2 separate regions of the Homo sapiens genome follow, and region 1 is linked to region 2. A link is a loop called in an ENCODE intact Hi-C map of the cell type or tissue named here. Cell type or tissue: left ventricle myocardium inferior. All regions are shown on one strand. Each heading gives the region's core, and the rest is flanking DNA. Links, peaks and the distances in the headings are about the cores only. Region 1 overlaps SLC12A2 (solute carrier family 12 member 2). Region 2 overlaps CCDC192 (coiled-coil domain containing 192).

The links. Hi-C counts contacts between places; a loop is a spot of excess contacts. Peaks named below come from ENCODE experiments on the same cell type or tissue, not always from the same donor. Only the 100,000 strongest peaks of a DNase experiment are listed, where the experiment ranks them.
Region 1: it touches region 2 in a loop (2.1-fold over the local background); 52 of 110 quality-filtered maps call a loop at or near these places.

Annotation. Positions count from the first base shown.
Region 1 is chr5:128,093,139-128,097,540 of GRCh38, forward strand. All of the region lies in intron 1 of SLC12A2 (solute carrier family 12 member 2), which reads left to right. Among named protein-coding and RNA genes, the nearest start is that of SLC12A2, 12 kb to the left of the region's middle. In left ventricle myocardium inferior, for the core only: no CTCF peak of the experiment used is centred there; no DNase peak of the experiment used is centred there.
Region 2 is chr5:127,875,910-127,880,311 of GRCh38, forward strand. All of the region lies in intron 6 of CCDC192 (coiled-coil domain containing 192), which reads left to right. Among named protein-coding and RNA genes, the nearest start is that of CCDC192, 170 kb to the left of the region's middle. RefSeq lists enhancers at 1-37, 48-127. In left ventricle myocardium inferior, for the core only: a CTCF peak has its summit at 2,449 (motif pointing right); a DNase peak (open chromatin) is centred at 2,472; H3K4me3 peaks cover 306 bases; H3K27ac peaks cover 993 bases.

The sequences.
Region 1 (4,402 bases), core at 105-4,104, 220 kb after region 2:
TTCTGTTTTGTTTTGTTTTGAGCAGTGTTCAGCTTTCAGGCAGCATTTGGTGTTCTTTTGAAGTGTTTTGGTCACTTCCTTGGCTTCTTAGTTTTCCTTCTGCCTTTCTGACTCTTTCAGCCTCGCATCCTTTGCAGTCGCCTCCTTCTCTAACCTGAACATCCTCAAGGCTTTATTTGGACTTTTCTCCTTCCTTGTTCCTCTTTTTTCTCTCCTTATGCTACATCATCTGTAGTCCAATGACTCCCGAAATTTCGTCTTCTACCCACACTCCTCTGAGTTCTGGGTATCCAATGCTTGCTTGACATTTTTGTTTTATGTCTCAAAGATAACTCAAGCTCACAAACTTAGTATTTCTTCCCATTCCCTCCAGAAACAAGAATCCAGGCCCTCTGCCAGTGTGTGCTATATCTCTCGGAATGGTACCACTATTCATCATACTGCAAAAGTGAGAAACCTATGAGTCATCCTTGACACTTTTCTCTCATTCCCCCATCCAATCACTGAGTTCTGTCAACTTGAATTTCTAAATATTCTTTTCATCTAAGCTGCTACCATCCTATTAGGTTGGTGTAAAAGTAATTGCATTTTTTGACATTGAAAGTAATGCCAAAAACCGCAATGACTTTTGCACCAACAAAGCTGCAGCAATAGCCTTGTAACTGGGCTTCTCATATTCACTGTGCTTTCCCATCACTATTGTGCCCAAAACAAAACTGATCATTGTTGCCCAATGCTCCCTGCATTGTCTATTTCTGGTTTGCCTCTTCTTCAGTGTTTCACTTACTCAGTGGCACAATAATTCTTTGGTCACGTGGCCTTTGTACATGGTACTCTCCATGGACTCTTCCTCTCCCTTCCACCATTCCATACACCCACTGTTAACTTTCAGTTTAAGATTTCACCTCAGTCCTTATTTCTTTTGAGAGGAGGCCTTCATCCTCCAGTCTAGAACAAACTCATTTTCCCTTAATGGCTTTAGTTAGTGGTAGTATATCTATTAACATGGTTGCTTGAGTCAACTTAAGCTAACTTCAAGCTCCATGAGAAGCTGACTTTGTGATTGATCACCATTATGTCCTTTGCTATCTAGTATAGGCCTGACACAGTAGACCCTCAATCGATACATATTGAATAATAGGCCTAATTCTTTACATATTAATGTGGTACAAAAGAATCTTACCTACCTTATATCTGTTGTCTAGATTCTCTAAAGAATGTTTGGCAGAGAAATTGCCCTGTTTTGCGTATGTGGTGTTTAAGACCCAAAAGAACTAAATGACCTGTCCAAAATCATAGACATGCAGAGCTAGCATTGGAAATTGGGGCAGGCATTACTGAGTCTCAGTTGGCATTCATTTCAATATCCTACAGTTTAATACTGCATAAGCTCTTGTTATTTTGGTGACTTTTTTTTTCTTTTTTAAATACTCATGACAAATGTTTTTATATCCATTGAATATAAAATAGAAAAGATTTAGGCTGCAGAGTTCTAGTGTATGGATGTATCTCTTCCTAGTAGAAAAATGTTCAAAAAATTAAGAATAAGAAAGTTTCTTATACATGGAATCTTAGTTTTTTGTATTTCCTCTGCCATCCCCTGTCCATATCTTCCAAAAGTATGATATAAATTTTTAAATGTAATATGGGTTGTACTTTCCAGTAACTCGTAACTTGTGGCTGTTAAATTTAACTTTAAATTAACATTGTGTTAAAAATTCAGTTCTTCAGTTACTTGAGTCACATTTTAAGTACTTAATAACCACATTTGGCTAGTTGTTATCATTGGACAATTGAGATACCAAAGATTTCCATCATCACAGAAAGATATATTAGATAGTGCTGTCAAGGGAGGTGATATCTAAAATAACTCTTTTCCTTCATTCATTCTTTCTTTTCTTAATTCCTTTTCTTCCACATTAGTGACTACTAGTTTAAAGTCATTAGAGAGTCTAATGTTCTTCTAATTTTGCATAGGATCCTTCCTTAAATAAAAGTGTCTGGAACATTAGGTTCTCAATGAAGTGTTTCAATCAGTGGAATCTGTTTTCTTTGTGAGAGTGGAGATTTGGGTCTTTAAAGGCCTGTGAATAATTTAATATTGTATTGTTAGAAATGTTAGTTTCCAAAGCATTCTTAAGTTACATATCTGCATTTGGTCTTCAGTCTCAGGAGTAGGTGGGTTTTTTTAGAAGGTCCTGGAGTAACAGTCTCATTTTGCAAGGCTGTAGTTTGTCTTCAAGATAATACCTGGTAGGGCAGAATCTTTTTGAAACCAGGTCTCGGTATCCCAATTTTTTTCTTTTGGACCAGTGATTCCAAAATTTCTAAAAGAACCACCTGGGGAAAAATGGCTGTTTCCCATTTCCCAAAGAATATGTGCAGTGTTTTGTTTTTATAAACAGGCAAAGTATGTTTTATTCAACCTCTTAGAGCAAGTTTGACCACCTTACAACCTGCGGGCCACATGTGGCCCAGGACAGCTTTGAATGTGGCCCAACACAAATTTGTAAACTTTCTTAAAACATTATGAAATTTTTTTTGCAATTAAAAAAAAAACTCATTAGCTATTATTAATGTTAGTGTATTTTATGTGTGGCCTAAGCCAATTCTTCCAGTATGGCCAAGGGAAGTCAAAAGATTGGATACTCCTGTCTTAGAGTATTTGTGGTTTTTAGAGTTTTCCTGGTGATTCTTAGAGAGGCTGGTTTGAGAATTGGTGACCTAGACCATGTTGAGTCTTTGATTACCATATTGAGAGTACAGTCATTTGTTTTCATTGATGTGCTGATTCTCAATTTTGAAATACCCTGATATTGACAAGTACTATCTATCAAAGTTCTGGCTTTAACTGTTAGATAACTGTATACTGAATTAAATTAAGTTGTCAGTTATTAAACATCTGATAGGTTTCAGTAGTTTTCTGTAGCCTGGGCACAACAACCTTGCAAGCTAGGTAGTTGACAGATGGACAGACTCAGAAGCTAGTATCAACTTGTAAGTGGTAAACACTGGATATTAGGAAAGGTAATAGGTATTAATACCTAATTATTTAGTAGCAGACACTGGATATTAGGAAAGATGAGGTATTAGGAAAAACATCTATGTTTTTACTCATTAAGTATGAACAAAACATGGTTATGTTGCTATTAAGAGTCCTATTCAAATGCTGTAGGGATATCAGACATACAAGTACTAAGTGATAAGTTTGAATCCTGATGAGTTATTGCAGAATAGTTGGGTCTAGATATTAACCTCTTTTTTATAAAACCTAATGGTTTCGGGCATAACTTATCAGACTTGATATTTTAGAAACTAATGTTATGGCAAATAACTCTTTATAGGAAGATTTTTTTCTTTGAAAATTAAAATGTGAATTTGCTTTTTGTTTATTTAATCACCAATTTGAATCTCATTATTTTAGTTTAAAATAAAACCGTCATGAGAATTGTGTACTGAGAGCATTTGCAAATAAGTATTTTAAAAGAGAAATGTTTTCTGGCAAAGCTGGGCAGGACATAGCCTCAGTACTAACTTACCTATAAATTTCTAGAGATTTGCCTAAGGTTGGGTTTAGAGAAAATATTACACTGCCTCTCCTGTATCAATTCCAATTATCAGGCAGATTTGCTGATCAGAAACAAATTTAAGAAAGGTAATTAAGCAAAATAACAGCAATAACAACAAATAGGCATTCATAATAAACGGCTTTGTGGTATCTTGCAGGAACAGAAGATAAGAAAATCATGAAAAGCAGAAACAAAGCTCTCAGAAAATAGCAGTCTGTAATAACCCTTTAGATATAAGAACAGGACCTGAATTTCAATCATTATAACATCTTCATCTAGCATAAATGCTAAGGAAATTAACAATGTTTTAAATCTCAATACAAAAAAAGAGTCAGTGAACTATACAATTTTGGAAAATTTCAGTCTCAAGCCTTCCTAGAATATTAGATTTTAAGAGTCTGAGGATTAACCTTTTTGAAAACCAACACTTTAAAATTTTATTCAAAGAGTTTCATTGTACTTTGCTTATTTCAAATGTTTATTGTTTCATGAGGAAGAGAAAGTAATATAAGTTTGAGAAATAGGGAAGGTAACTTAAATATCTCAAACCCTTAACCTTTTTGCATTTCTGTGCATTTTTAAACTAAAATTTTATGTCCTACTTTCTCTATCTAGCATTAAGTAACATTAGTAAATAATCAGTTTCCAATGCTGCCTATAGAATATTCATATAGTTATAATACTTTAAAGTATATGTACCATAACTTGCCATTTCATGCTCTTTGTATACTTTTTAGTCCATTTACATTTATTGTGATTTGGTTGTAATTAGGCCTGACATTGTGTTGTTTTCTATTACCTGTTTTTTGTTTCTCGAATTATTCTTTCCTGCC
Region 2 (4,402 bases), core at 251-4,250:
ATCTGAGAAGTGTCACTGCACAAGCTGGGTGGTAGCAGGGGGAGGGCAGGGCGTAAGAAGGAAGGCAGGTGCCTGCAGGGACTGAGCTCTGGAGTGAGACAGAGCTGTCTGAAAGCACAGGCTGACAGACTAGGGCACAGGGAAGAGAACAGAATTTTTTTTTTTTTTTTTTTTTTACCAATAGGCAAATGAACCAGAAACAAGCAGAGAAGGCTGGCTGGAGATGAAATGTGGGTAGTTCAGAAAATTGTTAATAGCCACATTGGTTCTGACTTTTTAAAAAAAGACTTCTCCAGCTAACAAATTATAAACACACCATTAGGCAACAAACAAGCAAACAACAAACAAAAAAACTCCAAATCTCAGACTGTAATTTTAGCAAGAATACTAGTTAACAATTAATACAGTGCTATGGGCCAGGTATTTTGCTAAGCATTCCATGTCTATTTAATTCTAAGAATAACCTCTAAGGTAAGTACATTTAAGAATTCCCTAAGAATAAGCAGAGGCTTAGAGATGTGTGTTACCTTGCCACTGCACAAGCAACACTTGGAGAGTCACCCTCTAGAGCAGCCGCTGACCATACCCTAGTGTGCCTTTCCCAGCTTTGGGAGACTCAGGGCATTCCCTCTGCTATGTCACAGTAATATCAAACTTCACTCCTGCCTGGTGAATCTCTTGCAAAGCTGTGGTTCCTGGGAAAAATGTCTTCCTTTGATGTGTGCCACTCTTGCAAAGCCAGGAACATGCCATCGTTCTTACTCTGGCTTTCTTTATTACTCATGAGTAATTGTGGAAAAAGAGGAGCAATGCAGAATCAAATGGAGGAGGAGGAAGCAGGCGATGTGGTAGTTTCAGAAAGGGAGACACTCCCAGCACCTGACTACATGGTAAAGCTTTTCATGTGAATTTGATATTCATTTTCAATTTCGTATAGTGCTTTCCCAGGATTCAAATGCCATGTAACATTGTGAACTTGAAACAGTTTTTTCTTTCAATGAAACAACATAAAGGCAGTTTGTAAATTTGCTTTTACCACCATGAAACCTAAAAGAATAAAATCCGTCACAGAATATTATCCATTTAAAAGTCCTTATTCTGAGGCATTAGCCAGATTTTCCACTGGTTTCATTAGAAGAAACTGACAATGATTGTAGAGCACATTGGAGAAAGTTCCCCAGCTCGCTTACGAGAAGCTTTCAACTTTTCAATTGCGTTTTAAACCCGGTGCAAAAATATATATATATAATCGCAAGGTCTCTAATTCTTATTAGTTTCATTTTTTTCAATATTATTTACTGTATAATGACAATTTTGTTTCTTGGATATTTTGATAGGGCAAAATTTAAATAATACTGAGGGACTAGAACTCTAATGGCTTGGGATAGGGAAGAAAACATTAAATCTTACCCTTTTTTTGCCCATTATTCTCTTTATTTTTGTGGATTTTTTTTTTAAACTACCTGTATAGAAAAACATGGGTATTTATGAACAGATGCAAATTTAAAATTTAAATAAAGCCAGTCATTGTAAGATCCATTATGGATCAAAACAGTGATTTTCTTTTGGAGCTACATGTTGCTTCTCTTATTTGGTGGGGAAACTAAGTCAGTCGACTGACATCTAGCACTAAGATCCTAAATCAAATATTTGCACATTCTTGCTCTTCCACAGGCCCCTTGCAGCCTCACCCACATTCAATAGTCCGGGAGGTTGTCAAGGCCATTGTTGTCCCAGAATAATATTAACTGGCATTCTCAGAAATCTGGTCACCTTGGCCTCTGAATTCACTTCAGAATAAAGTGTGAAAAGATGTCCAGTAACTTTAATACACAATGACCCCTATTTAATCACAGGACAATGAGGGCTGGCCCACCCCCCCACACACATATTTCTGGACCTAGAACACCACCACTCCCCTGATTATCTTGTAAAATGTTTGTTTTGGGTTCTCAGACCTCTGTTTGCAAATGAAAGATGCTCCAGTCATAACAGCTTAAGGAGAAAGGGTGATTTACCGGCACATGTAAACAAACCAAGAGAGAGCATTGCACTAGCCTTGGAGTAAGATGGATTCCAGTCTAAAGTACCATCAGGAAACACTGTGTCACTCATCTCTGCTTCTCTCTAAAGATGGATTCCAGTCTAAAGTACCATCAGGAAACGGTGTCACTCACCTCTGCTTCTCTCTGCATTGAGACTTGATTCTCTCAGGCTAGACTTCAGAAGAGAATGGAAATATGGCCACAAGCAGCTATGGGCTGCCCTCCTTATCATATAATCTCCAGGGAAGAAAGAAAGCATTTTTCCACTAACTCTAGTTGGAAAGTGCAAGAAAGAACTCAGTCCTAGCTTAGGTTGGGTACCCATCTGTGGATATGAACCAATCTTTGTGGCCAGGGCTGAGGAAATAAGGTTGAACAAACTGTGGTCATGTCCCCACCACTGGGTGGCAGGGTAGAGGGAGTAAATGTGGGGAAGGAGAATGCTCCAGCTGGCAGCTCCTACGAAAAGCACAGAGCTGGATTAGGAGAAATCCACTTTCTTAAAGGAATATCTCATTACTGGAAAGGAGTGATAGGCAAAACCAATATCTCCTAGCCAGGCATGGTGATGCATCCCTGTAATCCCAGCTACTTGGGAGGCTGAGGCATGAGAATTGCTTGAACCTGGGAGGCAGAGGTTGCAGTGAGCTGAGATCGTGCCACTGCACTCCAGTCTTGGTGAAAGAGCAAGACTCTGTCTCAAAAAATAAAATGAAATTGCCTTGGCGATGCGGGCTCTTTTTTGGTTCCATATGAACTTTAAAGTAGTTTTTTCCAATTCTGTGAAGAAAGTCATTGGTAGCTTGATGGGGATGGCATTGAATCTGTAAATTACCTTGGGCAGTATGGCCATTTTCATGATATTGATTCTTCCTACCCATGAGCATGGAATGTTCTTCCATTTGTTTGTATCCTCTTTTATTTCCTTGAGCAGTGGTTTGTAGTTCTCCTTGAAGAGGTCCTTCACATCCCTTGTAAGTAGGATTCCTAGGTATTTTATTCTCTTTGAAGCAATTGTGAATGGGAGTTCACTCATGATTTGGCTCTCTGTTTGTCTGTTGTTGGTGTATAAGAATGCTTGTGATTTTTGTACATTGATTTTGTATCCTGAGACTTTGCTGAAGTTGCTTATCAGCTTAAGGAGATTTTGGGCTGAGACAATGGGGTTTTCTAGAGCAATCCTAAGCCAAAAGAACAAAGCTGGAGGCATCACACTACCTGACTTCAAACTATACTACAAGGCTACAGTAACCAAAACAGCATGGTACTGGTACCAAAACAGAGATATAGATCAATGGAACAGAACAGAGCCCTCAGAAGTAACACCGCATATCTACAACTATCTGATCTTTGACAAACCTGAGAAAAACAAGCAATGGGGAAAGGATTCCCTATTTAATAAATGGTGCTGGGAAAACTGGCTAGCCATATGTAGAAAGCTGAAACTGGATCCCTTCCTTACACCTTATACAAAAATCAATTCAAGATGGATTAAAGACTTAAACATTAGACCTAAAACCATAAAAACCCTAGAAGAAAACCTAGGCATTACCATTCAGGACATAGGCACGGGCAAGGACTTCATGTCTAAAACACCAAAAGCAATGGCAACAAAAGACAAAATTGACAAATGGGATCTAATTAAACTAAAGAGCTTCTGCACAGCAAAAGAAACTACCATCAGAGTGAACAGGCAACCTACAAAATGGGAGAAAATTTTCGCAACCTACTCATCTGACAAAGGGCTAATATCCAGAATCTACAATGAACTCAAACAAATTTACAAGAAAAAAACAAACAACCCCATCAAAAAGTGGGCGAAGGACATGAACAGACACTTCTCAAAAGAAGACATTTATGCAGCCAAAAAACACATGAAAAAATGCTCATCATCACTGGCCATCAGAGAAATGCAAATCAAAACCACAATGAGATACCATCTCACACCAGTTAGAATGGCTATCATTAAAAAGTCAGGAAACAACAGGTGCTGGAGAGGATGTGGAGAAATAGGAACACATTTACACTGTTGGTGGGACTGTAAACTAGTTCAACCATTGTGGAAGTCAGTGTGGCGATTCCTCAGGGATCTAGAACTGGAAATACCATCCCATTACTGGGTATATACCCAGCCATCCCATTACTGGGTATATACCCAAAGGACTATAAATCATGCTGCTATAAAGACACATGCACACGTATGTTTATTGCGGCATTATTCACAATAGCAAAGACTTGGAACCAACCCAAATGTTCAACAATGATAGACTGGATTAAGAAAATGTGGCACATATACACCATGGAATACTATGCAGCCATAAAAAGTGATGAGTTCATGTCCTTTGTAGGGACATGGA